3 separate regions of the Homo sapiens genome follow, and all the other regions are linked to region 1. Evidence: chromatin contacts called from ENCODE Hi-C or POLR2A ChIA-PET data. All regions are on one chromosome and are shown on one strand. Each heading gives the region's core, a stretch centred on a gene start or an enhancer-like site at or near the end of the contact. The rest is flanking DNA. Distances are from core to core; before and after follow the strand shown. Region 1 overlaps TAOK3 (TAO kinase 3). Region 2 holds the start of RFC5 (replication factor C subunit 5). Region 3 overlaps WSB2 (WD repeat and SOCS box containing 2).

What was found. Hi-C counts contacts between places; a loop is a spot of excess contacts on that map. ChIA-PET counts read pairs that join two places held with the same protein, here RNA polymerase II (POLR2A). Pooled maps may share reads with other maps.
Region 2: a loop to region 1 is called in a pooled map, with 4 times the contacts of the local background. The contact joins the promoter of RFC5 here to the enhancer-like site in region 1. A Hi-C loop is called at or near these places in 2 of 168 maps with a recorded cell type or tissue (both HL-60/S4) and 6 of 50 pooled maps. POLR2A ChIA-PET finds 5 or more read pairs at or near these places in 3 of 52 experiments (GM12878, K562 and activated T-cell).
Region 3: a pooled map shows a loop between it and region 1 (7-fold over the local background). The contact joins two enhancer-like sites. A Hi-C loop is called at or near these places in 1 of 37 single-sample maps with no recorded cell type and 7 of 50 pooled maps. POLR2A ChIA-PET finds 5 or more read pairs at or near these places in 2 of 52 experiments (AG04450 and activated T-cell).

Annotation. Positions count from the first base shown.
Region 1 is chr12:118,355,042-118,359,642 of GRCh38, reverse strand. All of the region lies in intron 1 of TAOK3 (TAO kinase 3), which reads left to right. Among named protein-coding and RNA genes, the nearest start is that of TAOK3, 16 kb to the left of the region's middle. Within about 2 kb of position 2,687, at least 3 of the 41 ENCODE cell types and tissues checked have a DNase peak (open chromatin) inside an H3K27ac peak, as active enhancers do.
Region 2 is chr12:118,014,752-118,019,352 of GRCh38, reverse strand. It overlaps RFC5 (replication factor C subunit 5), which reads right to left and starts at 2,650. Exons shown (of 11, transcript NM_007370.7): 1 at 2,461-2,650; 2 at 217-281. The coding sequence starts at 2,525. RefSeq lists a silencer at 2,359-2,408 and an enhancer at 2,773-2,942.
Region 3 is chr12:118,032,353-118,036,953 of GRCh38, reverse strand. WSB2 (WD repeat and SOCS box containing 2) reads left to right here. Exons shown (of 9, transcript NM_018639.5): 6 at 444-616; 7 at 1,630-1,740; 8 at 1,861-1,968; 9 at 2,596-4,267. The coding sequence ends at 2,758. It also overlaps a transcript of RFC5 not described here. Among named protein-coding and RNA genes, the nearest start is that of RFC5, 18 kb to the right of the region's middle. RefSeq lists enhancers at 1,222-1,271, 1,282-1,341. Within about 2 kb of position 1,943, at least 4 of the 41 ENCODE cell types and tissues checked have a DNase peak (open chromatin) inside an H3K27ac peak, as active enhancers do.

The sequences.
Region 1 (4,601 bases), core at 1,438-3,937:
TCCTTTTTAGTATTGTACAAAGTTTCTTGAAGATTTTTAAATACATAAGTTTAAAAGAGAATTAACTTTCAATTTGCAAATTAAAATGAGAATGGTTGCCTTTTCTTCATTATCAAGAGATGGTGAGTTGTCCTCCTGTAAGTAAATTGGTTCTTTTCTTTCTAATATTGTGTTCCTTGAAACCTTACTCTAGTATGCAGGGAGAGTGGAGGGTGCCTAAGTGTAAAATAATTAAAACTTAAGCTGATATAATTATCAATAATAGTAACCAGTTCTGATATCTACTTGATACCATAACGGTGAGCATTGATAGACTTTCATAGATTTTTACATAAGATTAGCTTGAGCAAGTTTTCCTCTTTTGTAGGTACTGGGGGGAAAATTCTGGAAAAATTTTTAGAGAGTTCTTTCTAAAATGTCGAAATGCAAAGCTGTATAAATTGCTGTTGACGTTAGCTGTCTGACCAGGAAGTACTCTCTTTAAGCCTCACTTAAAAAACTAAGTGTCTGTAATAACTTCCTTTCTCGGGATGAAGGTGCTGATAGCCTGGGGTGTTCTTATAACTTAAGTTCAGTTTTTTCTTTCCTGTGAGGAAGAGGCAGTTTTTTAAATGAAGCCATCTCTGGGGAAATCGTATTGATTGTTGTAGCTAAATACGGAATTTTTAAAGTCTTTAGTATGTTGAACTGGAAATATAGGACATGCGTTTGAGATCTACTGTGAGTAAGTGTCATTGGTATTTTATTTTACATTTAATGTTGATTATAAATATGGTTTGTGTCTAAACACTGTTAAAAAAAATGAGTAAACTCTGTTGAATTTCATGTGAAATATTTATGGCCTTAGCTCAAAGTCCAGCTGAGAGTAATCAACCTCAAAAGTCATTGGATTCATGTGCTCTATTTAATTTAATTTGTAGTTTGATATTCCACAAATAAAAGTGGCAATTTTTCAAAAAAATTTAATTTTTTTCTTTCTCCTGAATAACTAAGGTAAATGCTGAGCATGAAATACAATACCAATATTTTGTCGGAAGAGTCTTTTAAATAAAAAACTTGAAATATACTGAAGGTCATCTTAAATGGATACAGTTTATGCTAATGGATGATATTATTACTTTAAAACAATATTTTACAATCAAGCTACTCCAAGTGGCACACTATTCATCCTAGAGATCTTTAAAAGTAACAAGCCTGCCTCCTATTTTTCTTCATTCACAGAAAGGGAAAATAGTATAGAAAGCAGAGCTGTTTCTTGAATGTAATACCAAATTTAGAGACAGAAAAGTCAGAGGGTTTGGTCACATTTATTTTGTTTTGTAACTTTTTAAATCAATTTAATACATAGAGTTAGCTACTTATGAAAGTATAAAAATAAAACATGTTGGCCATTCGGTTATTAACAATTTATGTGACTACTATAGTCCATAAAATGAATTTAGTTTAAGTAGGAAAACAGATACTTTTTTTTTGACATGTCATCATTTGTATGTTAAAAAGTTAATGCAAAATATGTTATAAATCAGGAAAGCTACCTTAATAATTTCTTTACCAACTTCACTAGTCTCTTGGAATGAGGTTTAAATAAAATGCATAGGCTAACATGTGACTGTCATATCCAAACTCATAATACTGTGCAGGTTAAATGTGTAAATTAAGTCTTATAATTATGCATAGGATGTTTTCATTTAAGAAGCATTGCAGTGGATATTACTAATGGGGGCGCTATTCTTTCTAATGTATGAAAAAGGAAATTTTAAGTGTCAAATAATCTTTAAAATGTGATGTCATATAGCACGTTCTTTTTCCTTAAGATTTATGCATGTTTAAAACTTAAAAGTACAAATTATGTTAATTTCAGCTTTCATTGAGAGGCCTTTTATGATTGTCTGAATGTTATATTAGCAGTCCAGAAATATCCCAGTCATAGCTTGGATGGGGGTGAAGCAGAGGAAGTGGGTGGTGCTTCGTGATGACAGATTATTGCAGATTATATGGCTGCCTGCCAAAATGACACTCGTTGAAGGGAAAAGTAGAAGTTACAAACTCCATCCTATTAATTTGTACATGTTTATTTAACCACTTATAACTGTTTGCTTGTTTTATACATAGATGACAAGTTTTAAACTCCTGAATTACTTAAAACGTGCTTAACCTTCTCTAGTTTATTGTGGCTATATTCCTTATCTCTGATCTGCAAAGATCACACTGACCCTTTTGTGGAAAGCCACGTGTTAGCAGAAAAAAGATGGGGGAAGGATGACAGAATTTAAAACTACAGCTGCTTTGTTTTCCAGTTAAAAATAGTTCTGAGTTAAAAACGTAAGGATGTCCCATCACATGTGGACAATTTATATAAAATATAGCATACTAATACAAATAATCATGTCTTATGAAAAAGTTTATAGTTCTAGATTGTTCTGGTTTAGCTTGAAATTGAGATTCTTACTGTTGCAACATAAAAGGAAGCTTTGTGAAGGAAATATGACATCTCTGCCCAGATGCATAAGGAGGGAATTACAGTGGGGAGTTATTTTTAGAAGTATCTTATGAATACATTTCATGTACTGAGAACATTTTTTAAAGGTTAGTTTCACTGGTAGGAGTTATGCAAGTTGCTCGGGTCACTGGATATTCTATTAAGAAATCATTTTTATGTTACCAACCAACCTAGTTAGTCTTAAACTGGCTGATCTAAGTAGTAGCTTGCTTGTTTATTTAGAGACAGAGTCTCACCCTGTCACCCAGGTTGGTGTGCAGTGGCACAGTCATAGCTCACTGCTGCCTTGAACTCCTGAGCTCAAGTGATCCTCCTGCCTCAGCCTCCCCAGTAGCCGAGACTACAGGCATGTGCCACCATGCCTGGCTAATTTTTTAAAGTTTCTTTTTTTTTGTAAAGAGGGAGTCTTGCTGTGTTGCCTAGGTTGGTCTCAAAATCCTGGCCTCAAGAGATCCTCCTGCCTCTGCCTCCCAAAACTCTGGGATTACAGGTGTGAGCCACTGCACGTGGCCATATCATTTTTTTTTAATGTGACCAAATTGAGGCCGGGCATTGTTGCTGACGCCTGTAATCCCAGCACTTTGGGAGGCCGAAGTTGGAATATCACTTGAGGCCAGGAATTTGAGACCACCCTGGCCAACATGGTGAAGCCCCGTCTCTACTGAAAATACAAAAATTAGCTGGGCGTGGTGGTGTAAGTCTGTAATCCCAGTTACTCGGAAGGCTGAGACATGAGAATCACTTGAACCTGGGAGGCGGAGGTTGCGGTGAGCTGAGATTGTGCCACTGCACTCCAACCTGAGCGACAGAGCCGGACTCCATCTCAAAAAAAAAAAAAAAAAAAAAAGAAAGTGACCAAATTGAGAAGATATTGAGATCCTGTCAATACCATCAAATAGTAATGCAAGTTATCCTACTAAAAGAGGGGAGGGGACAGTTACATTCCCAGTGCATAGTAGTGTCCCATTCTCCTTCAGGAATGGAATGCCATGTTTTCAGTTCAAGGAAAGGTTGGAAGTGAGTCAAGGAAGCTATCATTTGTATCACACAATTCTTAGAATTGATGCCCTTCCCTAATTCTTTTACATGATCAGCAGCATATCCAGGTTTCTGGTATTTCTTACTTTCAGTTTCTGTCACATAGGTTTGGGATTGGCAGGATAGTTTAATGTTTAATAAGAGTGTGGCAGATAAACATGTCTGCCACCTACTAGCTTTGTGACTTTGCACAAATCCCTTAACCTCCCCGAAACCTCAGTTTCTTCTTCTGTAAAATTGATATAATTATAATACCTACTTCACAGGATTGTTGTGAGGATTAAATGAAATAATGTATGAAAAGCATAATTTTGGCCACACACTGTAAAGGAAGAGCTCAGTGTGCAAGAATAGTTATGCTTATTTTTGCCATTTTTGGATATTTCAGTTCTCATTCATAGCTTCACCAGAAAGTGATCATGGAAAGAGATACAACAACACATGGCATTATGTATAGATAATAAAATCAGCGTTATAATAATAGAAGTATTTAGAAAGTACCAGGGAACACAGGGATGAAATCCACCGATCTTATTTATGCCCTTCCTCTTACCACATTGTGTACTACCCATTCCAAGGGGATAGGAAGAAGGAGACAGGGATCGACTGTAGATTTAATAATTATTCATCAAAATGATTATATAATCTGACAAATTTCACTTTAGTAACATTTTTCATTTTGTTTCAATTGAGATCATTTCCTCCCAATTTGATGGAACAGCCCGGGAAACAACATGGTGAAGTGTTGATTTCTTAAAATGTTATTTTCTCAGCAGAGTGTGTTTGTTTTCTTCTGAGTACACCACTCAGATAAAGTTAGGACTGTGTCTTAAGATTTTAGATCAGCTAAAAAAATTTTTTTTGTTTTGGTGACAATAGAACATAGATATTTACATGTATATTTGAATACAATAGTCCCCTCTTATCCTGTCTTGCTTTCTGTGGTTTTAATTACTCATGGTGAACTGTGGTCTAAAAATACTAAAGTGGAAAATTGCAGAAATAAACCATTCATGAGTTTTATTTTATTTATTTATTTTGGGACAGAGTCTCACTTTGCCAC
Region 2 (4,601 bases), core at 1,401-3,900, 340 kb after region 1:
TATTTTTACTCCACTGTGTTGCAATTTTATGCTCATGTTTGTGACTTACCCACTGGACTGTAGCAACCTGAAGAAAATGAATGAATGATCTTAAAGCCACATTCTACAAAGCGCAATCAGATTCTTTGAAGTTATTACTTAGGAGAGACAACATCACCAAGCAATTTATACAAGTCGCTCAAGCAGGACAAGAGCAACTGACACATGAATACTTACTGGTACTCAGAATGTCCTGATGAGAAATGAGATCATTCAGGGTCTGTGGCCGGTATTTTTCAACCCTGAAATACAATTTAGTATGTATTATGACATATATAAATGCAAGAATATTTTATGTGCAAAAGAATCCTTGCAGGTCAGGCACAGTGGCTCATGCCTGTAATCCCAGCACTTTGGGAGGCCAAGGTGGGTGGATCATTTGGGGTCAGGAGTTCAAGACCAACCAGCCCGGCCAACATGGCAAAACCCTGTCTCTATGGGTACCTCCTAGGGTCTTTGTAAGGATAGAACAACTAACAGGGTGTCTGCTAACCCGATAATATGCCATTCAATAAAAAATACCAAAAAATACAAAAATTAGCTGGGCATGGTGGCATACCCCTGTAGCCCCAGCTACCCCGAAGGCTGGGGTGGGAGAATTGCTGGAACCCGGGAGGCGGAGGTTGCAGTGAACCGAGATTGCACCACTGCACTCCAGCACTCCAGCCTGGGCGACAGAGTGAGACCTTGTCTTAAAAAAAAAAACAGAATCCTTTCATATCCTAATTTAAAAAGGAAGAATAAGAAAGCACTTTAAGTTTGAACAGACCAGTGGTTCCCAACCACAGGTGATTTTGTCTTCCTAGGAACATCTAGTGATATCTAGAAACATACTTAGTTGTCACAGGTGGGCAGAGGGTCCTATGGCACTCAGTGTGTAGTCTCCAGGAATGCTGTTAAACATGCTACAGTGCACAGGACAGCTCCCCTAAACCCACCCAGAGTATCTGGCCCAAAATGTCAATAGTGCTGAGGTTGAAAACTCTGTTCTAACTTCATCTTTCCAGCTGTTTGCCTATAATCTCAACCTGATGGGCACCTACTATTGCAAAGTGCATTTGAAACTGAACTCCTACCCAAATAGACTTCAACAGAAGAATGGATAGGTAAAATCTCTTCTGTCCATACAATGGAATATGATTCAGCCATAACAAGAAATTAACTACTGATACAAGCAGCAACATGCATGAACCTTGAAAACATGATCCTGAGTGAAAGAAACCAGACACAAAAGGCCACATAGTGTAGGATTCCACTTACATGAAATGTCCAGAATAGGCAAATCCATAGATAGAAAGCAGATTAGTGGTTGCCAGGGGCTAGAGGAAGGGGAGAATGGGGAGTAACTGTCAATGGGTAAAGGATTTCCATTTGGGGTGATGAAATTTTGGAACTAGATAGCGGGAAGACTCCACAACAGTACACTGCATTCTGAATGTACTTAATGCCACTGAATTGTACATTTTAAAATGGTTACAGGATGGGCTTGGTAGCTCGCCTCTAAAAGTCCCAGTTCTTCGGAGGCTGAGGCAGGAGAATGGCTTGAACCCCAATGTTTGAGGTTACACTGAGCTGTGATCACACCACTGCGCTCCAGCATGGGCGACAGAGCGAGACCCTGTCTCTAAAAAAAAAAAATACGTAAATACATAAAATAGTTACAACTGTCAATCTTCTGGGTTTTTTTTAACCACAATAAAGACAAATTGAACTAGTTACTAGACAATGACAACTTGCAGCTTTTCGAAGCCAAGCCAAATTGCTTCAAAGTCTTGGAAGCATTGCGAGAACATAGCTGTTTAAGTAGGATGGTTAAGAGTACAAGATCTGAATTCAGACTTCCTAGATTCACCTCCAAGCCAATTTTCTCCCTTGGACCATAGGGAAGTCATTACATCTTTCTAAAATGCAGTTTCCTCCTGTGTAAAATTTGAAGCGGTGCCTACCTCCTACGGTCTTTGTAAGGATCGAACATCTAACAGGGCGTCTGCTAATCTAATAATATGCCATTCAATAAAAGTTGACCAGGGAGCGTTATTACTAGTTTAAAATGTGACCAATAGTCGCATCGCAGGTTTTGAAGAGTGGGAAGAGGGCATTTTGGCATGGAGGCCATTGCAGGCGTCAGGAGACGCGGGATCGAACCCCTGTGCTGTCACCAGGTGCGAAAGCCGCCTTCTTCTTCGGCAAATGGAGCTGGGGGTGAAAGGGTGAGAACTGGCAAAAGCCCTAAACAGAACGGACGAGTCTGGGTAGCTGGGGGGTGTCGGGGGAAACCTCTGCAGGTCGGTCCCGGCTGCAGGCCTGGAGACGACGGGAAGAGGTCGGGTTGGGGTCCGGTCACCTGCCACCCCAGCCACCTCCTCCCCGCGCGGCCGCCTGGCCCCCTCTGCCCACCGCCGCCGCTCGGCCTCCTCCTACCAGGGCAGGTTCCTGATCTTGGTCGCCGCGGGCTGCTCCTGCTGCTTGAGTGCTGAGGTCTCCATGGCGGGGAGACGAAGGTGACCAGATCCGCTGAGATCGTCGCGTCACCCAAGCGCCTGCACAGTGACCAGCCGCGACCTGACCCTGAGACCCTGGCACTTACAGTTCGCGCGCAAAAGCAACTCTCGCGAGACGCGGCCACCAGTTTCCGACTTCCTCCCTCGGTCCCGCCCCCTCGCGTTGCTAGGGCGTCGGTTGCTAGGTTACCGGAGGCGCGGGCCGCCAGCGTCCCTCCAAGCTCCGCCCCTCCAGCCTGCTCTGAACTCTCAGATACCCAGGCGCTTCCAGAGCAGGGCAGCGGGAGAGGCAGGGCCCCCTGCAGCCCCAGTCATCATTACATATTAAGATCTCAAGGCCAAAGCCAATTCCTGCCATCGCCAAGCTTCAAACACTTAAATTCAAAGGAACAAAAGCTGCCGGGGCTCAAAAAAAAAAAAAAAAATCTAAGAAAAAAAACAACACCGAGTAAAACGGCTGGGTCTTGAATATAGATGCCTTTGCGAAAGAAGGCTTGAGATACCTCTCGGCCCCCAAGCTGGGAGGTGAATATTTGGAAATGAAAACAACCCCAAACAAACACAACTGCAACCTACCTATCTCCGGAATCCGTGCCCCTCGCCCAAAAAGTTTAGGGAACCAACCTCCAGAAAACGACTCCAGAGAAAAACAAACAGAAACTTCCAGTTGGGTTAATCTGTGTCGCTGGAAGGTCTAGTTCATGAACACAGAGGACAAGGTCCTTGTGATCTGAGATACTGAGGAGAATCGATATCAACATTTTAGGTTTTTTTCCTGAGGCGAGGAGAATTCTAGATCACTTTTATTTTCTTCTTTTTTGTTGGTCTGTATTTTCTTTTCTTTTTTTTGGTGTCTTGCTCTGTCACCCAGGCTGGAGTGCAGTGGCGCTATCTCGGCTCACTGCAACCTCTGCCTCCCGGGTTCAAGCGATTCTCTGCCTCAACCTCCGGAGAAGCTGGGATTACAGGCGCGCGCCACCACGCCTGGCTAATTTTTGTATTTTTAGTAGAGATGGGATTTTGCCATGTTGGATAGGCTGGTCTCGAATTCCTGACCTCAAGTGATCCACCCGCCTCAGCCTCCCAAAGTGCTGGGATTACAGGCGTGAGCCACTGCGCCTGGCCTGGTCTGTATTTTCCAGCAATGAGCATGCAAAGCATCCATATTGAAGTCTTTTCTTTTTTTTTTTCTTTTAACATGATGAGGAAGACAAAAATCCTGGAGGATTTTTGAGGCTGGCCTGGGGTCAGCAGTGTTCTGATTAGGAGGTAGCAATACTCTTTGCATAGGATTACATCACTGTCACCTGCTTCAGGAACACAGCAGAGGGACAGTGGCAAGTATGTGATGGCAGTTATGGCTTCACCCTAGCCCCTGCCTGGGGACCCCGAAGAAGGGGATCAGCTAGGGCTTGTGATGTGACAGTGCCCCTACTCTGCTTGCTCCCAGGAAACTTTAACACTGGGGGCTTAGATCATTAGCATGCCATTTTTAAACTTTTCTTTCTTTCTTTTAAGATAAAACTGGTTTTATTCATTTTTATCTCCAGGAAGGGAATCATAAATGATTAACAAGTTTTTCTTAAATACTAAGGCTAAAAATCAGCACATGTTTACAATTAATTTGCTGACACATGCTGAGGTGAGATATAGATGCCTCTGAATTAAAGTTATAGAAACACATTAAATATTTGTCATGTATTGCCAAATTCTGGGGTCTTTGAACACTCCTGGGGTTTTGTTCTGTTTCGTTTTTGAGAGAAGGTCTCACTATGTCACCCAGGCTGGAGTGCAGTGGCACAATCACGGCTCACTACACTCTCTAACTCCCCGGCTCAAGTGATCTGCCTGCCTTGGGCCTCTTAAAGTGCTGGGATTATTGGCATGAGCCACTACACCCAGCCCACTTCTGTTTTTTAAAAGGCATAAAATACAAGTGATGGGTATAAAAATAAAGGAAAACAGCTGATACAATTTTAGAAAACAACTGATACAATAACTAAGCAAAATTATGAAAGATTACTAAAGAAATAAATGGTGCTATACCCTCCTCACCAACGA
Region 3 (4,601 bases), core at 694-3,193, 320 kb after region 1:
CACCTCAGCCACCCAAAGTGCTGAGATTACAGGCATGAGCCATCGTGCCTGGCCGCTGACATTTATTTTTAAGTGGAATAAGATAGCACTTGGCTCAGGTCTTCATCAGCACATACGACTACCCTATTGGCAAACAGGACTCAGAAGCAGACTCAGAAGTCTCTGCACATGCGTTTCAGCAGGGGTCTTCCTAAGGCTGATCTGGTTTATTCTCTCTTATAGTGAGCTCCTTGAGCATGCCCATTGTTTTAAATCCTCAAGAATCCAGACCAGTTGCCTTATTTAAACCTACACCACACGTTCTGGAAGAGCTGTAGAAAAGGGATAGAGAATCAGCCCTGGCTGCAGGGCCTGCAGATTTGGTGGTGGTACCTTTCCCTCCCTCCGTTTGAGTCCTAAGCACTTTGCTTCTGCCCTAACCAGGCACTTCTTACTTTCCACAGGTCTTTCTATGGAGCATGAGGTCCTACACGTTAATTCGGAAGCTAGAGGGCCATCAAAGCAGTGTTGTCTCTTGTGACTTCTCCCCCGACTCTGCCCTGCTTGTCACGGCTTCTTACGATACCAATGTGATTATGTGGGACCCCTACACCGGCGAAAGGCTGAGGTCACTCCAGTAAGGACTGAATCCCTGCTATGACTTTTTTGTGGGGGGACTGATGAGGAACCTGCCTGGGATTAGACATGTCTCTTTTAGAATCTGGGACATGGGAGGGGACAAGCTGGATAAAAAGGCACAGTGGGTCTCTTTTGAGACGGAGTCTCGCTCTGTCACCCAGGCTGGAGTGCAGTGGCGCAATCTTGGATCACTGCAACCTCCACCTCCCGGGTTCAAGCGATTCTGCTGCCTGAGCCTCCCGAGTAGCTAGGACTACAAGCGTGCGCCACCAGGCCTGGCTAATTTTTGTATTTTTATTAGAGATGGGGTTTCACCATGTTGGCCAGGCTAGTCTCAAACTCCTGACCTCAGGTGATCCACCGCCTCAGTCTCCCAAACTGCTATTATAGGCATGAGCCACTGCGCCTGGCCTGGTTCATTGCTTCTTAGTGATGCCTTGTCAATTAAGCCCTCTCAAGTAGCTTTGAGTGTCTTCCAGTCTCCTGATTCAGGTGGCTGTGTGTACTTCTTCGGAATCAGCATTATGAAGCCTCAATATGACTCTTTATTTCCATTTACTAATAACTGTAGTAACAAGTTCAGAAAGAGCCTCTTATCGAAACTGTGCTTTCCAAAATGAGTTTCATGTTCTCACAAACTTGGTCTCCTTTTTCCTTTTGTGTCTGTTGTTTTATGAAGCAAATAATAGGCAGTCCTATAATTATCATGTATCTTAGCCTAAAAAAGACTTGCAGTTTCTACTGTGGCATTAAAGTGAGGGCTGACCTACTTTGCATAAGCAAATTAGCACAAGGAAGTGTTAGTAACCCTTCATCCACAGGACACCTGGAGCCTTCTGAGATACCCTTTTTTTTCCCAGTGTGCAAATCCCAAGCTTTTCCACGAGGGGCACACAATGCATCTTGAGCCCTTTTGTAGCCAGGGCAGTTTGGCTTCCTGCCTAGGGTGATGATGGAGGGTGGAGAGCAGCCATCACTCCAGGCCTGCCATCCTGTTTCTTTCCTTCCCAGCCACACCCAGGTTGACCCCGCCATGGATGACAGTGACGTCCACATTAGCTCACTGAGATCTGTGTGCTTCTCTCCAGAAGGCTTGTACCTTGCCACGGTGGCAGATGACAGGTAACGAAGAGAACTCTCTTTACATGGCCTCAGAACAAGTGCTTGCAAGTAATGGCAGCAAGGCCCTCTTGGTCTGGCCCTGGGTCAGCTAATATCCAGATGTTCTCTCTCCCCATCCAGACTCCTCAGGATCTGGGCCCTGGAACTGAAAACTCCCATTGCATTTGCTCCTATGACCAATGGGCTTTGCTGCACATTTTTTCCACATGGTGGAGTCATTGCCACAGGGTATGTATTTGTTAGCTGAACAGATGGGTGGTGCTTTCTGCTGAGTATACCATGGAGCTTTTTAAGGAAAGAAACCATCTAGAATTTTCTTGCCTATGAGGAAAGCTTTAAGGCAATTCAAGATTATATAAAACTCAAATGATCGATTTTGCTAATAACGGTGTCCCATTTTCTCTGAATATTTAACCTAAATGTAATTAAAGATCTGTAAGTCATGCCACCTAATGGGCCAAGTTCACAAGGGAGAATAAAATTGAGATGATGCATAATATATGGGAAACCATTTAGGGCTAAAAGACCACTTTACAGGTAACATCTATAATTCAGTAGGTGGCACTCTTCCCCCTTATACTTTTGAACTAACTGTGGTCAGATTTAGAAAGGGCTGTGCCGAGAGAGAGACAGAGAGAGCGCTTTGGTATCACAGGTGTCTTGAGTTTTTCTAATCCTATCAGCAGCTTTAATTATTCAGCACCACAATTTTACATCCATTTCCACAGTCAGGGTTACATTTCACTCTCCGAAGTCTCCTGCTCTTTGCAGTCAAAACAGAAACATGAGTATTCATCCTCATGAAAACATGAACATCCAAGCTCTGTCTTAGCATCGGTTTCTGTTTCATTTTAGGACAAGAGATGGCCACGTCCAGTTCTGGACAGCTCCTAGGGTCCTGTCCTCACTGAAGCACTTATGCCGGAAAGCCCTTCGAAGTTTCCTAACAACTTACCAAGTCCTAGCACTGCCAATCCCCAAGAAAATGAAAGAGTTCCTCACATACAGGACTTTTTAAGCAACACCACATCTTGTGCTTCTTTGTAGCAGGGTAAATCGTCCTGTCAAAGGGAGTTGCTGGAATAATGGGCCAAACATCTGGTCTTGCATTGAAATAGCATTTCTTTGGGATTGTGAATAGAATGTAGCAAAACCAGATTCCAGTGTACTAGTCATGGATCTTTCTCTCCCTGGCATGTGAAAGTCAGTCTTAGAGGAAGAGATTCCACTTGCACGGCAACAGAGCCTTACGTTAAATTTTCAGTCCAGTTATGAACAGCAAGTGTTGAACTCTTTCTGCTTGTTTTGATTCAAAGTGCAGTTACTGATGTTGTTTTGATTATGCAACTAAGTAGGCCTCCAGAGCCTCTCTAGTGGCAGAGCAGCTCACACTCCCTCCGCTGGGAACGATGGCTTCTGCCTAGTACCTATCCTTGTGTTTCTGATGCAGTGGTAGCATTGGTTCAAGTTCTCTCCTGCTGTGGTCAGAGTTGCTTCGATGTTGGCCAAGTGCTTTTCTTCTTGGGCTCCCTTCTGACCTGCAGGACAGTTTTCCTGGAGCCATTTGGTATGAGGTATTAATTTAGCTTAACTAAATTACAGGGGACTCAGAGGCCGTGCTCCTGACCGATCCAGACACTATTACTGGCTTTTTTTTTTTTTTTTTAACAATGGTGTGCATGTGCAGGAAATGACAAATTTGTATGTCAGATTATACAAGGATGTATTCTTAAACCGCATGACTATTCAGATGGCTACTGAGTTATCAGTGGCCATTTATTAGCATCATATTTATTTGTATTTTCTCAACAGATGTTAAGGTACAACTGTGTTTTTCTCGATTATCTAAAAACCATAGTACTTAAATTGAACAGTTGCAAAGATGTCTTAATTGTGTAAAGAATTGGTGTAGTCATGACTTTAGCTGATACTCTTATGTACGAGATCTGTCTCTGCTGTTTAACTTCATTGGATTAATCAGCTGGTTTCAACTCTACTGCGAAACAAAAATAGCTCCTTAAAAGTACTGTTCTCCTTCAGTGGCATGTAGTTATCTAATCAAGACACCTCATTCAAACAAAACCTGCCTTAGGAAAATTTAATATATTTTAAATTATTTTAAAAGAAATACAACATCTTATTCTTTAGCTTTCTTAATCGGTGCTTTATGGAGGCCAGTGTAACGTTACATGACTCGTTGAGAAAGTTGAGGAATTTCCTCTACCACCTTTGTTGCTTGAAGAAAAACATGTCTTTTCAAAATGAGAGGCTTTCATTGAAGAAAAGAAAAAAACAACAGTTAAAAGCTTTTGGCTCTCTGTTTCATTTTTTTCCATTAAGAAAAAAAAAAGTCCCCTTTTAAAACAAGCAGGGCTGGGTGTGACGGCACATGCCTGTAATCCCAGCACTTTGGGAGGCTGAGGTGGGAGGACTGCTTGAGCCCAGGAGTTCAAGATCAGCCTGGGCAACAGAGTGAGATAAGACCCAATCTTTATTTAAAAAATAAATAAATAAATAGCCAAAAAAACTTAGTGTGGTGCTGGTGTGCATGGTAGCCCCAGCTACTCAGGGGGCTGAGGATGTGGTGGCATTTACCTGTGGTTCTGTGGTTCCGGCTACTCAGGAGGCTGAGGTGGGAGAACTGCTCGAGCCTGGGACATGGAGGCTGTAGCGAGCCACGATCGTGTCACGGTATTCCAGCCTGGGTGACTGACAGAGCATGATCTTGCCTCAAAAAATAAACACATAAAACAAGTAGTACAGCAGAAGAGCTGGGAATGGATTGGCCAACGTTTACATTTCATGGTTATCTTGAAGTTCCAGGTACAGCAGATGCTGAGCCTCTGGGTGGTTTGAGGCCT